2 separate regions of the Homo sapiens genome follow, and region 1 is linked to region 2. A link is a loop called in an ENCODE intact Hi-C map of the cell type or tissue named here. Cell type or tissue: right lobe of liver. All regions are shown on one strand. Each heading gives the region's core, and the rest is flanking DNA. Links, peaks and the distances in the headings are about the cores only. Region 1 overlaps PPARA (peroxisome proliferator activated receptor alpha). Region 2 overlaps TTC38 (tetratricopeptide repeat domain 38).

Evidence for each region. Hi-C counts contacts between places; a loop is a spot of excess contacts. Peaks named below come from ENCODE experiments on the same cell type or tissue, not always from the same donor. Only the 100,000 strongest peaks of a DNase experiment are listed, where the experiment ranks them.
Region 1: a loop joins it to region 2, with 2.3 times the contacts of the local background. A loop is called at or near these places in 4 of 110 quality-filtered maps.

Annotation. Positions count from the first base shown.
Region 1 is chr22:46,228,817-46,237,683 of GRCh38, forward strand. It overlaps PPARA (peroxisome proliferator activated receptor alpha), which reads left to right. Exons shown (of 9, transcript NM_005036.6): 8 at 2,976-3,423; 9 at 6,317-8,867. The coding sequence ends at 6,564. Among named protein-coding and RNA genes, the nearest start is that of CDPF1, 17 kb to the right of the region's middle. In right lobe of liver, for the core only: no CTCF peak of the experiment used is centred there; a DNase peak (open chromatin) is centred at 4,675; H3K27ac peaks cover 1,148 bases.
Region 2 is chr22:46,283,791-46,292,657 of GRCh38, forward strand. It overlaps TTC38 (tetratricopeptide repeat domain 38), which reads left to right. Exons shown (of 14, transcript NM_017931.4): 8 at 183-242; 9 at 1,451-1,489; 10 at 3,283-3,364; 11 at 4,633-4,798; 12 at 5,612-5,771; 13 at 6,036-6,109. Among named protein-coding and RNA genes, the nearest start is that of GTSE1-DT, 8.4 kb to the right of the region's middle. In right lobe of liver, for the core only: no CTCF peak of the experiment used is centred there; a DNase peak (open chromatin) is centred at 4,661; H3K4me3 peaks cover 523 bases; H3K27ac peaks cover 3,620 bases.

The DNA of each region.
Region 1 (8,867 bases), core at 442-8,441, 55 kb before region 2:
ATTATTGGCTGGGCGTGGTGGCTCACGCCTGTAATCCCAGCACTTTGGGAGGCTGAGGTGGGCGGATCACGAGGTCAGGAGATCGAGACCATCCTGGCTAACACGGTGAAACCCCGTCTCTACTAAAAATACAAAAAAAAATGAGCTGGGCATGGTGGCGGGCGCCTGTAGTCCCAGCTACTGGGGAGGCTGAGGCAGGAGAATGGCATGAACCCGGGAGGCGGAGCTTGCTGTGAGCCAAGATCACGCCACTGCACTCCAGCCTGGGCAACAGAGCGAGACTCCATCTCAAAAAAAAAAAAAAATTATTTAACACCTTTATTTCTGCTGAATGTACTTTAGAAAGATTGAGTGATTTGAATAAAGTGACGGTGGCCTAAGAGTCTATTTTCTGGAATTGAGGGAATACTGCCATCGATCCTTGAAAAATATTTATTTAGTTCCTCCTAGAGGCCGGGCACAGTGGCTCACGCATGTAATCCTGGCCTGCACTTTGGAAGGCTGAGGTGGACAGATTGCCTGAGCTCAGGAGTTCAAGACCAGCCTGGGTAACAAGGTGAAACCCGTCTCTACTAAAATACAAAAAATTAGCTGGGCGTGGTGATGTGTGCTTGTAATCCCAGCTACTCGGGAGGCTGAGGCAGGAGAATTGCTTGAACTCAGGAGGCGGAGGCAGAGGTTGCAATGAGCTGGGATTGCACCACTGCACTCCAGCCTGGGCAACAGAGCAAGACTCTGTCTCAAAAAAAAAAAAAAATTATCTAGCCCCTCCTAGAAATGTTAATTCCTTAAATCTGAGCTTCAGCTTTCTGTGAAGCAGAATTATCTCCAAACTTTAACAAACAATGGTCAGAACTGTTTTTAAGGTCTTGGAGAGAGATCATTTTCAGTCTTTATTAATCGGACTTGAGATTATTTAGAAACTTGGCTCTGAATATTGTATTCAGAATGTTTTCACTCATTTGTGAGTAATTTTTTAAATATCCCCTTTCCTCAGATGCAGAATCAGGGCTTTTTGTCCAGCATTATGTTGCAAGTCCTGGTTCTGTTGAAACATTCCATACCATCTGTGTGATGGTTATCGGCACCTCCACCGGTGCCCTGAAGACAGTTTTGTGCTGTGAGTCCAGAAACAGGAAACACTTCAGGCTGTGTGTCAGAAGCATTGTCAGTGGTTGTGTTTTGCCCACTGGCAGGGGGCATTCTTTAAATCCTGGGATGCTTCTGCGCTTTGGGCTCCACTGTTCCAGCAGTGATTAGAAATAACGCTGTAGGCCGGGCGCGGTGGCTCACCCCTGTAATCCCAGCACTTTGGGAGGCTGAGGTGGGCAGATTACCTGAGGTCAGGAGTGCGACACCAGCCTGACCAACATGGTGTAACCCCGTCTCTACTAAAAATACAAAATTAGCTGGGCGTGGTGGCGCATGCCTGTAATCCCAGCTACTCAGAAGGCTGAGGCGGGAGAATCGCTTGAACCTGGGAGGCCGAGGTTGCAGTGAGCCGAGATTGTGCCATTGCACTCCAGCCTGGGCAACAAGAGCAAAACTCTGTCTCAAAAAAAAAAGAAATAACACCTTAGCCCACTGCATTATTGACCTGTGTCTGCATGAGCTGTGGACCACATTATAATCAGAGAGATCTCTCAGATGTTGTCACTTTCCTGCTCTACCCGCAGATGTAAATTTCAGCCAACAGCAGTGTTTGTGCTCATTTTCCCCGGCTCTCCCACACATGTAATCCCTTCTGAGCATGTTGGCTTCAAATAATATGGCCAGCCACCTCTTCCACCACGAGATCTTCAGGAAATGGCAGGCCACTGGGTTTACATGCAGATGGCATGGGAGCACACAAGGCACGGCTGTGGGGAGTTGGCACTTGCTCCAGAATATGGAGCACCGAGTGAAGGTTTCAGTTTCCTGCACTGAGAGAAACAAGGGCATTCCGAGGCTTTTCCACTTTATCCCTAAAGAGTTTCACAACGCTTGTTTGCCGATTTCTACATAGATGCCACCTTTCTGAGTTGTATGTATTTACATGCCAAATGTATTCATTGAGCAGCGTTAAATAATGGTGTTCACCCCTAAAGTGCATATACTGGTAAAATTAAGAATGATCGTAATTAAGCCTCTTGCAATAGTCATTAGTTCAGAGAATATTTAAGAATATTAAAGGTGCTTTGCTAATGTCCTCGTTAGTTTTGTTTTGACAAAATCAGTACTTCAGTTTCTTGTTTCTTTTTTTTTTGAGACGGAGTCTTACTCTCGCTCTGTCGCCCAGACTGGAGACTGGAGTGCAGTGGCACGATCTTGGCTCACTGCAACGTCCACCTCCCAGGTTCAAGCGATTCTCCTGCCTCAGCCTCCCGAGTAGCTGGGGTTACAGGCACACACTATGCCTGGCTAATTTTTTTTTTTTTTTTGAGACGGAGTCTCGCTCTGTCACCCAGGCTGGAGTGCAGTGGCGCAATGTCGGCTCACTGCAAGCTCTGCCTCCTGGGTTCACGCCATTCTCCTGCCTCAGCCTCCCGAGTAGCTGGGACTACAGGCGCCCGCCACCACACCCAGCTAATTTTTTTGTATTTTTAGTAGAGACGGGGTTTCACCATGCTGGCCAGGCTGGTCTCGAACTCTTGACCTCAGGTAAACCACCCACCTCAGCCTCCCAAAGTTCTGGGATTACAGGCGTGAGCCACCATGCCCAGCCCAGTACTTCAGTTTCTTAGCGATGAAATCCACCCAATGTCAGGCGATGACTATTATTATTTTACTGATTTATACTGTTTGTTCTCTATTAATGTCTTATTTTCCCCAACCGATTTTGAAGTTGAGTAAGGACTATGTTCCGCGGGTATCTTGAGTCCTCTGAGGCACTGAGCTTGGTGATTTGGACGCAGGAGCTGCTCATTAGTGAGCTGATAGCTGGGAGCATAGCGCATCCCACATCACCTGACTTACCTTGGTGTCCTCCTTTGTAGCCTTTTGTCATACATGATATGGAGACACTGTGTATGGCTGAGAAGACGCTGGTGGCCAAGCTGGTGGCCAATGGCATCCAGAACAAGGAGGCGGAGGTCCGCATCTTTCACTGCTGCCAGTGCACGTCAGTGGAGACCGTCACGGAGCTCACGGAATTCGCCAAGGCCATCCCAGGCTTCGCAAACTTGGACCTGAACGATCAAGTGACATTGCTAAAATACGGAGTTTATGAGGCCATATTCGCCATGCTGTCTTCTGTGATGAACAAAGACGGGATGCTGGTAGCGTATGGAAATGGGTTTATAACTCGTGAATTCCTAAAAAGCCTAAGGAAACCGTTCTGTGATATCATGGAACCCAAGTTTGATTTTGCCATGAAGTTCAATGCACTGGAACTGGATGACAGTGATATCTCCCTTTTTGTGGCTGCTATCATTTGCTGTGGAGGTGAGTGGTTGATTTAATCTGCTGGTATCATGTCACTGACAGGCTCCTGTCTTGAAAAATTTGACAATGGGAAATCCAGTACCAGCCTGAGCTGTTCCAGTGGAGGGGACACTCACATGGTGGGAAGACGTCTGACCCCCAGTCACTGCTGAGAATTCAGTGGGAATTATAACAATATTGTATAATATTATAGTATATATTGTTATTATCTATAAATACATATTTAATATTATGTAAATGTATGACATTTTAATCATAATATTAGCCAGGTGTGGGGGTGCACACCTTTAGTCCCAGCTACTTACTCAGTAGACTGAGGCAAAAGGATCTCTTGAGCCCAGGAGTTCAGGTTGCAATGAGTTATGAATGCACCACTGCACTCTAGCCTGGGCAACAGAACAAGACCTATTTCTTTAAAAAAAAATTATATATTTTGCACAAATATATATATAGAGAAAAAGAGGTCGGACATGGGCCTGTAATCCCAGCCCTTTGGGAGGCTGAGGTGGGTGGATCACTTGAGCCCAGGAGGTTGAGACCAGCCTGGGCAACATGGCAAGACCCCGTCTCTACAAAAAAAAAAATAGAAAAAATTAGTCAAGTATGGTGGCATGTACCTGTAGTCCCAGCTACTTGAGAGGCTGAGGTGGGAGGATCACTTAAGCCCAGGAGACAAAGGTTGCAGTGAGCCAAGGTCACGCCACCACACTCCAGCCTGGGCGACGAAGAATGACCCTGTCTCAAAAAAAAAAAAAAAAAAAATTATACACACACACACACACACACATTTCGTTTATATTATATCTAATATTATAAACAGATATAATTTATATATTATGATATTCCTGTATATATTATATAATGATGTTGTATTCATATTATAGACAATATTGTATGAAGTGCTATACAGATGTCAGTATAGTTGCTGTCACAGTTGGTTATGTTGATGAAAAGTATATTTCCTAATGCAAAATATAATATCAGTCAGCAGCCAAGTGGCAGTGACTGCAAGGTTTGCTTTGCCCGAGGAAGCAGATCCCAGGGAAGGCCGATCTGGTCCTCTCTGTGGAAGCTGGCTCTGCAGCCTCCACATTTTTGGCTCGGTGTCACGTTCCTTTAAATAGCCCCATCTCAGGTCTAGGAAGGTCATCCACCTACTGCAAACTCGGCTGACCTTACCCAGGGTTGGTGGAGACAGATGGGGTCTCCCACACTGCCTGCAGCCATACTGCGCCTGGGGGATTGACTCACTGTCAGCATGGAGCTGACTCAGCCCTACCAGCCGTGCCCGTTACTGTGTGGCTGGGCACAAGTCAGATGAAGGAAGTCCTTGCGCTCTGGCATAAAGTGTACAAAGACAAAGCAGTTATGCATAATTTGTCCTTTAGTATGGTCAGGATGTAGCATTGTGGGTAAAATGCAGTTGCAGAACTATTTATATGTAGCATGATCACAGTTTTATAAAGGAAATTATAATCCTATATCAATCCTATGTATATAGAAAAATGTCCAGTGAGATATATGTTAAACCTATTATGGTGGGATTAAAATTATGAGGGGGGATTTCTATTTTTCAAAAGATTCCTCCTTTTTTTTTTTTTTGAGACAGAGTCTCCGTCTGTCACCCTGGCTGGAGTGCAGTGGCACGATCTCAGGTCACTGCAACTTCCGCCTCCTGGGTTCAAGTGATTCGCCTGCCTCAGCCTCCTGAGTAGCTGAGATTACAGGAACATGCCAGCACACCTGGCTAATTTTTGTATTTTTAGTAAAGATGGGGTTTCACCATATTGGCCAGGCTGGTCTCAAACTCCTGACCCCGGGTGACCCACCCACCTCGGCCTCCCAAAGTGCTGGGATTACAGGCATGAGCCACTGCACCCGGCAATAATTCCTCTCTTTAGAGACTTAATAGTTATAGCCCCAGCCACTCTGGAGGCCGAGGCAGGAGGATTGCTTGAGCCTAGGAGTTCCAGTCCAGCCTAAGCAACAGAGCAAGACCCCATCACTAAAACAATACAAAAACAAGAATTTTAGAAATAAAAACTTAATAATTACATTTACAACCAAAAACAATGAAGATGTTTAAATCCTCATCACTAGCAACCCTGTTAAGAATCATAGTAATGACTGGGTCTGTAAGGGAGCACCGCCTGCTGAACATGGCTCAGGGCAGTATTTTCTGGACCAAGAATCAGGTCTCATGCTTTGAGACTGTCCCAGGATGTCTAGTGCCAGCTACCCCAGGCAGGTCATCTGGTGTGAATGTTGACTCTTCCTGCACCAAGTCTCAGACCTGCCCCACCCTCCTCCCCACTCTGGGTCTCCTGATCTTGGCTCACTGCAATCTCCGTCTCCCAGGTTCAAGCGATTCTCCCACCTCAGCCTCCCGAGTATCTGGGATTACAGGCGTGAGCCACCGTGCCTGGCCTACAAAACCTAGTTCTAACACAATCACTCCTTAAATATGGTGGAACACTTGAAGCTTGATATCTAGTTTGGATTCAAAAGCTTCATTTCCCATATTATGCAAAACTGGTGGTTGTGATCTCCAGAATGTACTGTTCCTCCTACTAGCTCTAATTTTTCTCCCTGACAGGTGGTCATCAGGTAAATCACAAGTGAAAAGGCCGCACCATAAGGTGTACTTAGGGCACTATTGCCGCCTAGTAGTATGAATATTTAGGAAAGAGTACTGGTCCTGTCTGTCCCTACTTCACCTATTGACTTTGGAAAAACCTATGTCTATCTTCCAGTCAAGTTGACAATATCTAAAGGCAGCTCAGTTTTTTTCTAAGAAAGGCCACATAAAATAGGCATGTTTGGTTCCTGAAACTGATAAGCAGTTCTTGGGTGATTATCACACTCAAACCTCTCTCTCTTCTTTCGAGACTAGATCGTCCTGGCCTTCTAAACGTAGGACACATTGAAAAAATGCAGGAGGGTATTGTACATGTGCTCAGACTCCACCTGCAGAGCAACCACCCGGACGATATCTTTCTCTTCCCAAAACTTCTTCAAAAAATGGCAGACCTCCGGCAGCTGGTGACGGAGCATGCGCAGCTGGTGCAGATCATCAAGAAGACGGAGTCGGATGCTGCGCTGCACCCGCTACTGCAGGAGATCTACAGGGACATGTACTGAGTTCCTTCAGATCAGCCACACCTTTTCCAGGAGTTCTGAAGCTGACAGCACTACAAAGGAGACGGGGGAGCAGCACGATTTTGCACAAATATCCACCACTTTAACCTTAGAGCTTGGACAGTCTGAGCTGTAGGTAACCGGCATATTATTCCATATCTTTGTTTTAACCAGTACTTCTAAGAGCATAGAACTCAAATGCTGGGGGTAGGTGGCTAATCTCAGGACTGGGAAGATTACGGCGAATTATGCTCAATGGTCTGATTTTAACTCACCCGATGTTAATCAATGCACATTGCTTTAGATCACATTCGTGATTTACCATTTAATTAACTGGTAACCTCAAAATTCGTGGCCTGTCTTCCCATTCACCCCGCTTTTGACTATTGTGCTCCTTTATAATTCTGAAAACTAATCAGCACTTTTTAACAATGTTTATAATCCTATAAGTCTAGATGTATCCAAAGGTGAAGTATGTAAAAAGCAGCAAAATATTTATTTCAAAGACTTCACTTCTGTTTCCTGAATCTAAAGAAAGACAACATGCTGCTTTTTAATCATAGGATGGAGAATTTTAAAGAACTGTTTGGGCCAGGCACAGTCGCTCATACTTGTAATCCCAGCACTTTGGGAGGCCGAGGCGGGTGGATCACAAGGTCAGCAGATCGAGACCATCCTGGCCAACATGGTGAAACCCTGTCTCTACTAAAAATACAAAAATTAGCCGGGTGTGGTGGCACATGCCTGTAATCCCAGCTACTCGGGAAGCTGAGGCAGGAGAATTGCTTGAACCAGGGAGTTGGAGGTTGCAGTGAGCTAAGACTGCACCACTGCACTCCAGCCTGGTGACAGAACGAGACTCTGTCTTAAAAACAAACAAACAAAAAAAAAATCTGTTAGATAAGCTATCAAAATGCAGCTGTTGTTTTGTTTTTGGCTCACTGTTTTCGTGGTTGTAACTAATATGTGGAAAGGCCCATTTCCAGGTTTGCGTAGAAGAGCCCAGAAAACAGAGTCTCAAGACCCCCGCTCTGGACTGTCATAAGCTAGCACCCGTGGTAAGCGGGACGAGACAAGCTCCCGAAGCCCGCCAGCTTCCTGCTCCACTCAGCTCCGTCCAGTCAACCTGAACCCACCCAGTCCAGCTGTCTGTGGGAATGGTGGTGTTCTTAGGGACAGACTGACACCTTACTTGTCAGTGTTCCTCCGGGCCCCATTTGGCAGCTCCCGTATCTTTTGTTATGTTGCTTTTAAAGATATGATGTTTTATTGTTTTAACTCTTGGTGACAGTAGATGCTCTCTGGAGCGCAGACGAGGCACATGTGTCTTCATAGCCTGGGCTGGGTGGGAGCCAGTCACCCTGCGGATCGAGAGAGGGGGTAGAGTCTTCTTCAAATGGCAGTTTTACTTCAAATGGCAGATTTCACAAGAGTTGGTTATTTTTTACAATGGTTTAGGTTGTTAAGTCTCCTTTGTATGTAAGGTAGTTTTTTCAACATCTAAAATTTTTGTTTTAGCCTTCAAAACCAACTTACCAACCTCAGTCCAGCTGGGAAGGCAGCGTTGATTATGGTAGTTTGTCAAGAATATATGGACCTGGAAACACTTTCTCTCTCTGTCCACCTGGTAGATAAATTGTCCTGTTGAGAATTTTTAGATCTGGACTGGAACTGCCAGGACCACCGCCTCCAGGGAGTCGCTGGGCACCTGGAGGTATCGTCGATGCCTCTCCCCCATCTTTAGAAAATTTGGCTCTTCTGAGGTCATTATTATTTTAAGAATGATTAGGATTGATAAGGGTCCCATGACCAGCATTATGAAAATGCGAGAGTGGGAAGGACACAGTGTGAGACTTCCACTAGAAAAAAGTGAAAGTTAGGGTTAGGACATCCTTTTTTAAAAATTACAAATTTAGTCCGTTTTGGTTTTTGTAATCAGGCTAGGCACAGTGGCTCACACATGGAATCCCAGCACTTTGGGAGGCCGAGGTGGGAGGATCACTTGAGCCCAGGAGTTCGAGACCAGCCTAGGCAACATAGCAAGACCCTGTCTGTACACAAAATTTAAAAATTAGTTCATCGGGGTGGCACACATCAGTAGTCCCAGCTACTCTGCAGGCTGAGGTGGGAGGATTGCTTGAACCCAGGAGGTCGAGGCTGCAGTGAGCTGTGATCTCACCACTGCATTCCAGCCTGGGTGACAGAGTTAGATTCCACCCTCTCCCACCCCGGCAAAAAAAAAAAAAAAAGATGCAATCAAAGGGGCTGTTGGCCAGCAATGGCAGCAGCAGCGGCGGGCAGTCTGC
Region 2 (8,867 bases), core at 553-8,552:
GCAGTGAGCCAAGATCGTGTCACTACACTCCAGCCTGAGCAACAGAGCCAGACTTAGTCTCAAAAAAAAAAAAAAAAAAAAAAAAAAAGATGATGGTTTCTGCATTAGCACAAAACAACATTTGTTTTTTTCCCATAGGCCTTCAGACTTTTCATAAATTCTCTTTTTTTTTTTTTCTCCAGGACTCTGATATGTTGGCTTGTCATAACTATTGGCACTGGGCTTTATATCTGATTGAGAAGGTAAGGTGACCATCTGTTTGCACTGTCTTATCCTATAAAGATGTCTAGAGGGAGAAAGATTTTTCTAGCTTTTGCTATGTATTCACATCCGTTGGAGCCCTGATGCAATGGAGCATTAACATTTCCAAAGAGCACTCTAGGCTTCAACCTTTTTAGGGATTTTTTCACTGTGGAGGCCTGGAAATCACATCTGTGGTGTATAACTTGCAGAGACCATTCAGAGCGAGTGCCTGTGGCTGGAGTGGAGAGCCAAGCCCCAACTCCGCAGGGTGTACCTGCCTGGGCCATGAGATCTTCCAACGGGAGCCAGGCTATGGGGCAGCTGCTCAGGACACCCTTGACCCCAGTGATTCCGCCACAGGGTTCCATGTACAAGACTGTCACTTGCAGTGCTCCTTATCGTGCACAAAAGCTAGAAGCTCCCTGAATGTCCATAAAGTGAGAAATGCTGAGAACATGAGGGCCTTGTCATGACATGAGAATGTGATGATACAGTGTCTGGAAGACAGCACAGAACCCAGCTAAATGTACAGGAGAGGAAACATATGCAGAAAAGAAAAAGGCAGCTGGGCACAGTGGCTCATGCCTGTAATCCCAGCACTTTGAGAGGCCAAGGCAGGCAAATAACTTGAGGTCAAGAGTTTGAGAGCAGCCTGGGCAACATGGTAAAACCCCATCTCTACTAAAAATACAAAAATTAGCCGGGCATGGTGGCGCCTCCCTGTAGTCCTGAGCCTGAGGCATGAGAATCGCTTGAACCTGGGACGCGGAGGTTACAGTGAGCCGAGATTGTGCCACTGCACTCCAGCCTGGGTGACAGAGTGAGACCCCATCTCAAAAAAAAAAAAAAAAAAAAAAGAAAAAGGCTAGAAAGAAATACATGAAAAAGCTTGCAGCAGTTAGTATGAGCAATACCTATATTAACTTTCCACTAGGAGAGAGAATGCTTCCACAGCAACTGTTTCTTCAGTGGTGGCGGCACAGGTGCTGCTGTGCTTTCTACACTGGGGAACCAAAGCCCCGGTTGGAAGCGGGTTCACCTTCTCCCATCCCGAATGCCACCAAGACACCGTCCGTCCACCTCTGAGAGGAGGTGGAGGCCGGAGACCATGTGCTCAGGGGTCTTTGGCCTGGCCGTTCTCAGTTCACGTGCCAGCATTACACTTTGCCTTCTCCAGGGTTTAATAAGGAGAACTTTATTCTTCCAGGGCGAATATGAGGCCGCGCTGACCATCTACGATACCCACGTAAGTTGCATTCACACCGTGTTTGGTTTGTTGCAGCATTTTGCCTTTGAGTCTCAAAGAGACCAGATTTTTGAGTTCATCAGGATTGTCCCAGCCAGAAAAACAGCTGGAGCAAGAACACATTTCTTGTGTAAGGCCTCATGGGGTTAATTTTGCCAAGAGCAATGTTGTAACCCTGCCTATGATGGGGACAGTGGTTGGCCCTGCTCAACTCGAGGGTGCTGATAGATTTACACATCTAAGGGCCTCACCTCTGCAATTGTGGACTCTCCTCCAGCCCTTTCAGATCACTTTTCTTTGGTAAGACAACTGGTCTACCCATAGGAATTTTTTTTTTTTTTGAGACAGAGTTTCGCTCTTGTTGCCCAGGCTGGAGTGCAATGGTGCGATTGGCTGGAATTTTTTTTCTTTGCTGTGATAAAATAAAAATAACATAAAATTACGTGTACAAGGCCGGGTGTGGTGGCTCACACCTGTAATCCCAGTAATTTGGGAGTCCGAGGCAGGTGGATCATTTGAGGTCAGGAGTTCAAGACCAGCCTGGCCAACATGGTGAAACGCTGTCTCTACTAAAAATACAAAAAAATTAGCTAGGCGTGGTGGTGGGCACCTGTAATCCCAGCTACTCGGGGGGCTGAGGCACGAGAATCACTTGAACCCAGGAGGCAGAGGTTACAGTGAGCCAAGATCACGCTACTGCACTCCAGCCTGGGTGACAGAGTGAGACTCTGTCTCAAAAAAAAAAAAAAAAAGTGTATAGCTCTGTGGCATTAAGTGCATTCACATTTTGCAACCATCACCACCCTCCATTTTCAGAACATTCTTCATCTACCCAAACTGAAACCCTATACCCATTAAACACTAACTCCCCATTCCTCCTCCCCAGGCCCAGGCATTCTTTTGAGAGGGGGAAAAAAAAAAGCCTGAAGCCTGACTCACAGCTCCCAAGGACCCCAGGGATGGCTTCATCAGAAAAGCCTGGGACCACAGAAATGCTTGTGATCTGGGGATCTAAACATCAGAGAAAAACACACAGTAAATTTCCCTTGAAGTAATCCTTTCTACACGGTCAGGAAGCTGTAGTAAGAAATGAAGGGTGGGCCGGGCACGGTGGCTCACACATGTAATCCCAGCATTTTGGGATGCTGAGACAGGTAGATCACCTGAGGTCAGGAGTTCGAGACCAACCTGGCCAACGTGGTGAAATCCCATCTCTACTAAAAATACAAAAACTAGCTGCATGTGGTGGTGGGCACCTGTAATCCCAGCTACTTAGGAGGCTGAGGCAGGATAATTGCTTGAACCCAGGAGGCGGAGGTTGCAGTTAGCCAAGCTTGCGCCATTTGCACTCCAGCCTGGGCGACAGAGGGAGACCCTATCTCAAAAAAAAAAAAAAAAGAAAGAAAGAAATGAAGGGTGACATACACCGTGAGCTCGAGGTGGGCTCCTCAGCAAAGCTGAGTCTAGAAACGTGATCGGGCAGACAGCCCTCCCACCAGTGTGGTCTGAGGCCCAGGGGTGGGAGGTGGCAGATGCTTTGGGCCTGGCCTGGGCCCTGGGTATGCAATGCAGTGGGCTCTTTCTTCAGGTCTACCTGGTGACCCCTCTAGTGCTTGGAGCAGTCTACACCCCAGGCAAGGGTGATGGGCCTGTCAGTTGAGGTGATGGGGACAGTGGCAGAGGGCTTGCTCTATGCAGGCCCCACCCCACCTGGACAGGCTGACCCTGGCTGTGCCTGCAGCCCCATCATCTGGGCCACCCGCTGAGCCCGCCTTGGCCGCCCTGTCTTCCAGATCCTTCCCAGCCTGCAGGCCAACGATGCAATGCTGGACGTGGTGGACAGCTGCTCCATGCTCTACCGCCTGCAGATGGAAGGTAGCCATCCCTGCAGCCCCACTGGCTTCTGCCTCTTCCTCCCACATCATGAGGAGAGGGTGCTGTGGCCTAGGCCCAGGGTTGGGCAAGAGCTCATGGGTGAGCCGCTCCAGACCCCTCTGCAGGCCTGGCCACTGCCTTGGGTACCGTTCTGCAGCTGCCTCCCAGCTGGCCCAAAGCTGGAGAGGGTGTCCAGGCCACACTACTCTTTCTTCCAGTTCCCACCGCTCCTCGATGTGGACGCCTCCAGCTCTGCACCCAGGGCGGCACCTGCTGTGCTGTTCCCATGGCTGGCCTGCCTGCCAAACCTTCGGGGCACTGGTAGCACCTGGCCACCTGTCTCGATGCCACCTCCTTTCCTAAAACATGAGAGAGTTTCTCAACTCCCTGGGATTGTAGACAGGTTTCTCAACCTTGTCATGCTCTGCAGGTAGCCTGGAGGGACCAACCACAGCTCTGGGGGCTCTTGAGGGCTCTAGCCAACCACTGGGGTGCCAGATGGTTCTCCCCTTGTCTCAGGCTCAGCAGAGTCACCCTGGAACCACAGAGGCCTGGGCTAGGCCCTGGGTCAGCAGTACGATGAGGGCTGAGCAATTCAGGGACCTGAGGGAGGGCATGGCAGGCTGTTTCTAGAGATTCAGAAGGCTTCCTAGTGGAGGTGAAATGTGAGCTACTGAAGCATATGTGGGGCTTGCTGGGCAGAGACAAGGGAAAGAGTTACTCTCAGAGAAAGCAGACCATCCAAAGCTACCGGGACATAGAAGCCAGCAGCCTGCTGCGGGACAAGGGGCTGGAGGGCAGGCTTGATGTGGTCAGATGGGCCAACAGCAGGCTGAGGGGCACAGGAGCCAGGGAGCCCACCTGTGGGAAGGGCAGGCTGAGGCTGGAGACCCAGAGAAAAGTGGGGAGCCTGGGGGATCCTTGGGGAGGTCGGGGGATCCATTGGGAAGCCAAGGGTTGTGTGGGAAGGCCGGGGGATCCAAGAGGCCTAGGGTTTGTCAAAGCGGCCAGAGGCTTTGTTTAATAACCTTTGACACTTTTTAAAATGTGCTTCCTACTTACGCGTCTATGGCCTCTATAATTAGACAGTCCTGATAGAGGCCTAAGCACAAGGCCAGACGCTGCCCGTGGCCCTGCCCACCTCCCCGGCCTCTCACCTGGGACAGGGTCATCAAGGCCTCCAAGGGAAGCGCCGTGAGGGAGGCCCTTGCACGGGACATGCCCCAGAGCCTCACTCCAGGCCCTGGGTCTCCTCCCCATGTCCTCAGGAGTGTCTGTGGGCCAGCGGTGGCAGGATGTCCTGCCTGTGGCCCGGAAGCACAGCCGAGACCACATCCTGCTGTTCAATGACGCACACTTCCTGATGGCATCCCTGGGTGCACACGACCCCCAGACCACACAGGAGCTGCTGACCACCCTGCGGGACGCCAGCGAGTATGCAGAGGGGCCTTCTCGGGGTGGGGGTCCTCACCCTGCCGAGAGGGTGAGGGGGTGCTAGGGCCATGCTGAGACCTGTTCAGTGCCTGCCCCGCCTGTGAGTGCAGCAGGGGGGATGCCCATGGAGGCAGCTCCCAGGTGTGCACCCCTATAGATGTGCATCCCCTGGTGCAGACCCCCAAGGTGTGTACACCCACAGCTGTACAACTGGTTGCCCCAAGACACAGAGCTGCCTCCATCCCCAGGGTGGGTATGAGATCCGCAGGGTCACAGGGCTGCCTCCCGTGGAGAGGACACAGTGAAGCCCTGAAGCCAGAGACACCTGCTGCTTACAGGCCCTGAGGTCCTGGACGAGGTGCTTCTGTGCTCTGAACCTCAGTTTCCCCATCTAAATCAGGGCGATGCCTGGCAAGAGCTGGTGAGGGCTGACCTGGAGGACCTGGGCTGCCCTGCCCATTCCCTTCCGGGGGTGATGATTGCCTTGGCTTGCAGTGCCAGGCCTTTGCCTGTATTATCAGCAATCCTGACGGTTCTGTTAGATTGGCACTGTTATGCCTGCTTACAGATGAGCAAACTGAGGCTGGAAGGTGGGGGACCAGGTAGCTGGAAGTGGGCGAACTCCAACCCAGCTCTGAGCTCAGTACCCTGTCCTGTCCCCTCGATGGGCTGCCCCGCCTGTCACCTCACCTCATCAGTGTGGCATGTGTCAGGCACTGGACCAGGGACACCTCGCTGAGGAAGAAATGGCTCTGCCCTTCCCGGATGTTCTGTGATGGGCAGGCAGCTGAGGGCACCGTCTTGGGTTCGCAGATCCCCAGGGGAGAACTGCCAGCACCTCCTGGCCCGAGACGTGGGGCTGCCCCTGTGCCAGGCCCTGGTGGAGGCTGAGGACGGGAACCCTGACCGCGTCCTGGAGCTGCTCCTGCCCATCCGCTACCGGATCGTCCAGCTCGGTGGGAGCAATGCCCAGGTGAGCCGATGGCCGCCAGCTGGGGTGCCTAGGGCCTGGGCCAGGGAGTCTGGGCGCCCCGCAGCCCCCAAGTTTCTCCCATGGTGTTGGTGCCAACAATGTGGGTGTGAACGTGTCTCTCACACTCCCGCCGTGTAAGTTCGTCGTTGAGGGTGTGGCATCAACACCACTGTCTCCCTGGAGAGCAGGCAGCCCGCGGTGGGCGGGGGCTCGCCTCCCCCATCCTGAGGTACAGGAGACTCACATGCCCGATTGACATTTCAGAGAGACGTCTTCAACCAGCTGCTGATTCACGCGGCCTTAAACTGCACCTCCAGCGTCCATAAGAACGTAGCCCGGTGAGCTCCTGGCCCCTGCCCAGCACTCCCGACCTTCACAGGCTCTCCCTGCAGACCTCAGGAGTGCCTGGAAGCCCCACCACCCTTGGCCCGAGATGCTCCTGCTTCTGAGGCTGTGAGGTCGGGAGGCTGTGGGGAATTTGGTTCTCCTTTGTTAGCAGGCTCAGTGTGACCAAGTGGAGCCAGCCCCACCCCAGGCCCAACCTCCCACCCTTCCCAGCCCACTCCCTTTTAGCCTTGCTAAGCTACCTGGGTACGTAAACACGTCCTGCTCTTTCAGGCTCCTGGGCCTTTGCACGCTTGGAACACCCTTTCTCCTTTTTTGCACCTGGCCGACACCTAATGCTCAGTTAGACCTCAGCTCATTTCACCTGCCTGCCTGTGCTGGGTACCGAGAGGGAGCAGTGAGCAGGCACACCAGTCACTGGCTACCAGGAGCCCATCTGTAGTCGGGGGAGCGACAGGGAGCAATCAGTCCCACAGACACGTAAACTCGCACTGAGGGAGCAGCAGCTGAGGGCAGACCCGAAACCACAGTGGGTTTAGCCAGGCCAGGCATGGGGCTGGTAGGAGGGTGGCGTGGCTGGAGGGTGAGTGTTAGGGTGGCATGGCTGGAGGGTGAGTGTGTTAGGGCAGCGTGGCTGGAGGGTGTTAGGAGGGTGGTGTGGCTGGAGGGTGAGTGTTAGGAGGGTGGCGTGGCTGGAGGGTGAGTGTTAGGAGGGTGGCGTGGCTGGAAGGTGTGTTAGGGTGGCGTGGCTGGAGGGTGAGTGTTAGGAGGGTGGTGTGGCTGGCAGGCGAGTGTCAGGAGGGTGGCATAGCTGGCAGATGAGAGTGCTGGGGGAACTCCAAAGAGCCCTCACCATTGCCAGCAGCCTTGGTGCTTCCATGGCCCAGCTTGCCTCCCTCCACTTAGGCTGCTGAGCTCTTGGCCAGCAGCTGCGTAGCCCGTGTGCCTGAGCGGCGAGTTTGACACCTCTCCTTGCCCATGTCCCTGCCACCCTCAGACATAAGTGAAAGGAAGAATAGAGGAGTCATGGGGTGCCTGGTGGGGAAGGTGTGCTGTGAGAGCAGGTGGCAGCCCGGGTCCACAGGAGGCCCTTGGCTGGTGACAAGCCCAGTGGTTTAGGCGCAGGTGCACCAGCGCAGCTCCCTCCAGGCAGGGTTACCCAAACTGAGCTGTACAGGTTCTGTGGTACTCATGAAACAGGTCTGGCTGGCAGCACTGGAACCGCCTAGAACTGTAAAATGTCTTGGACGCATGCTCCCCGCTTTCCCCTTCCATGGCTGTAGACAAAACCATGCGTGTTTCTTTGGTGGTCAAGCCCCCTGGGGAGCTCAGGCTGTGGTGTGGGTGGGAGTTGGTGCCTCTGGCAGCAGCGGTGGGGAAAGTGGCTGTGTGGACAGGAGGGCTGAGGATGGAGCTGGGGTGACATCTGTGGGGCAGTGCGGCAGTGCCGATGTGGCCTTCTGCGGGGCCCAGTGGGGGAGGGCAGGGGGAGAGCAGGCTGCACAGGGAGCCGACTGCATTAGGAGACGTGGAGGGGGCCTTCTCTCCAAGTCCTGTCCTGCTACCAGGCAGCATCCATGGGGCCATCAGCACAGCTCACCAGCCCCCAAGGTGGGAAACCTTCCACCCACAGCCATGGTGCCCCCCACAATGAGTTCCCGGCCCCAGCCCCTTCACACCACCCACGCCCTCTAGAACCACTGTTTTCAGGTGTTTGGGGGCTGTCTTAGTCAGTTTGGGTTGTTATTTTAAAAGTGCCACAGACAGGCCGGGCACGGTGGCTCATGCCTGTAATCCCAGCACTTTCGGAGGCCAAGGCGGGTGGATCACCTGAGGTCAGGAGTTCAAGACCAGCCTGGCTAATATGGTGAAACTCCGCCTCTACTAAAAATACAAAAAATTAGCCGGGCGTGGTGGTGGGTACCTGTAATCCCGGCTAGTCGGGAGCCTGAGGCAGGAGAATCGCTTGAACCTGGGAGGTGGAGGTTGCAGTGAGCCGAGATCGCGTCATTGCACTCCAGCCTGAGTGACCGAGGGAGATTCTATCTCAAAAAATTAAAAAATAAAAGTGCCACAGTCTGGGCGGCTTGCACAGTAGGCATGCACTGTCTCACAGTTCTGGAGGCTGGAATGTCCAGGAACAAGGCCTGGCTGGGTTCAGTTTCTGCTGAGGCCTCTCTTCCTGGCTTGTGGACAGCCACTTTCTTGCTGTGTCCTCACATGACCTTTCCTTTGAGTGCTAATTCTTTCACGTCTCTTCTTTCTTCTTTCTTTTTAAATTTTTTTATATTTTTAGAGGCAAGGTCTCACTCGGTCATCCAGGTTGGAATGCAGTGGTGTGATCACAGTTCACTGTAAACTCAAACTCCTGGGCTCAAGGAATCTTCCTGCCTCATCCTTCCATCGTGCAGGGATTACAGGGGTGAGCCACCACACCTATCTCTTCTTATAAGGGCACTAATCCCATTCACAAGGGCCCCACCCTCATGACTTAATCACCTCCAAGAGGCCCTGTTCTTAATACCATCACCTTGGGCATTTGGGCTTCAACATATACATTTAGCCTGGACACAGACATTCAGTCCACAGCAGGGTCTTTACCTCAAACCGTACCTGGGTCTTCTCTCTTCAAACCTGGGTTTTCCCCACTGCCACCTGTTGTGCCCCATCTCGGGTGTGGCTTCCTGCACTGGAGGTCTGTGCCCTCCCATCCTCACCTCTCCCCAAACTGAGGCCAGGCCTCCTGCCCCT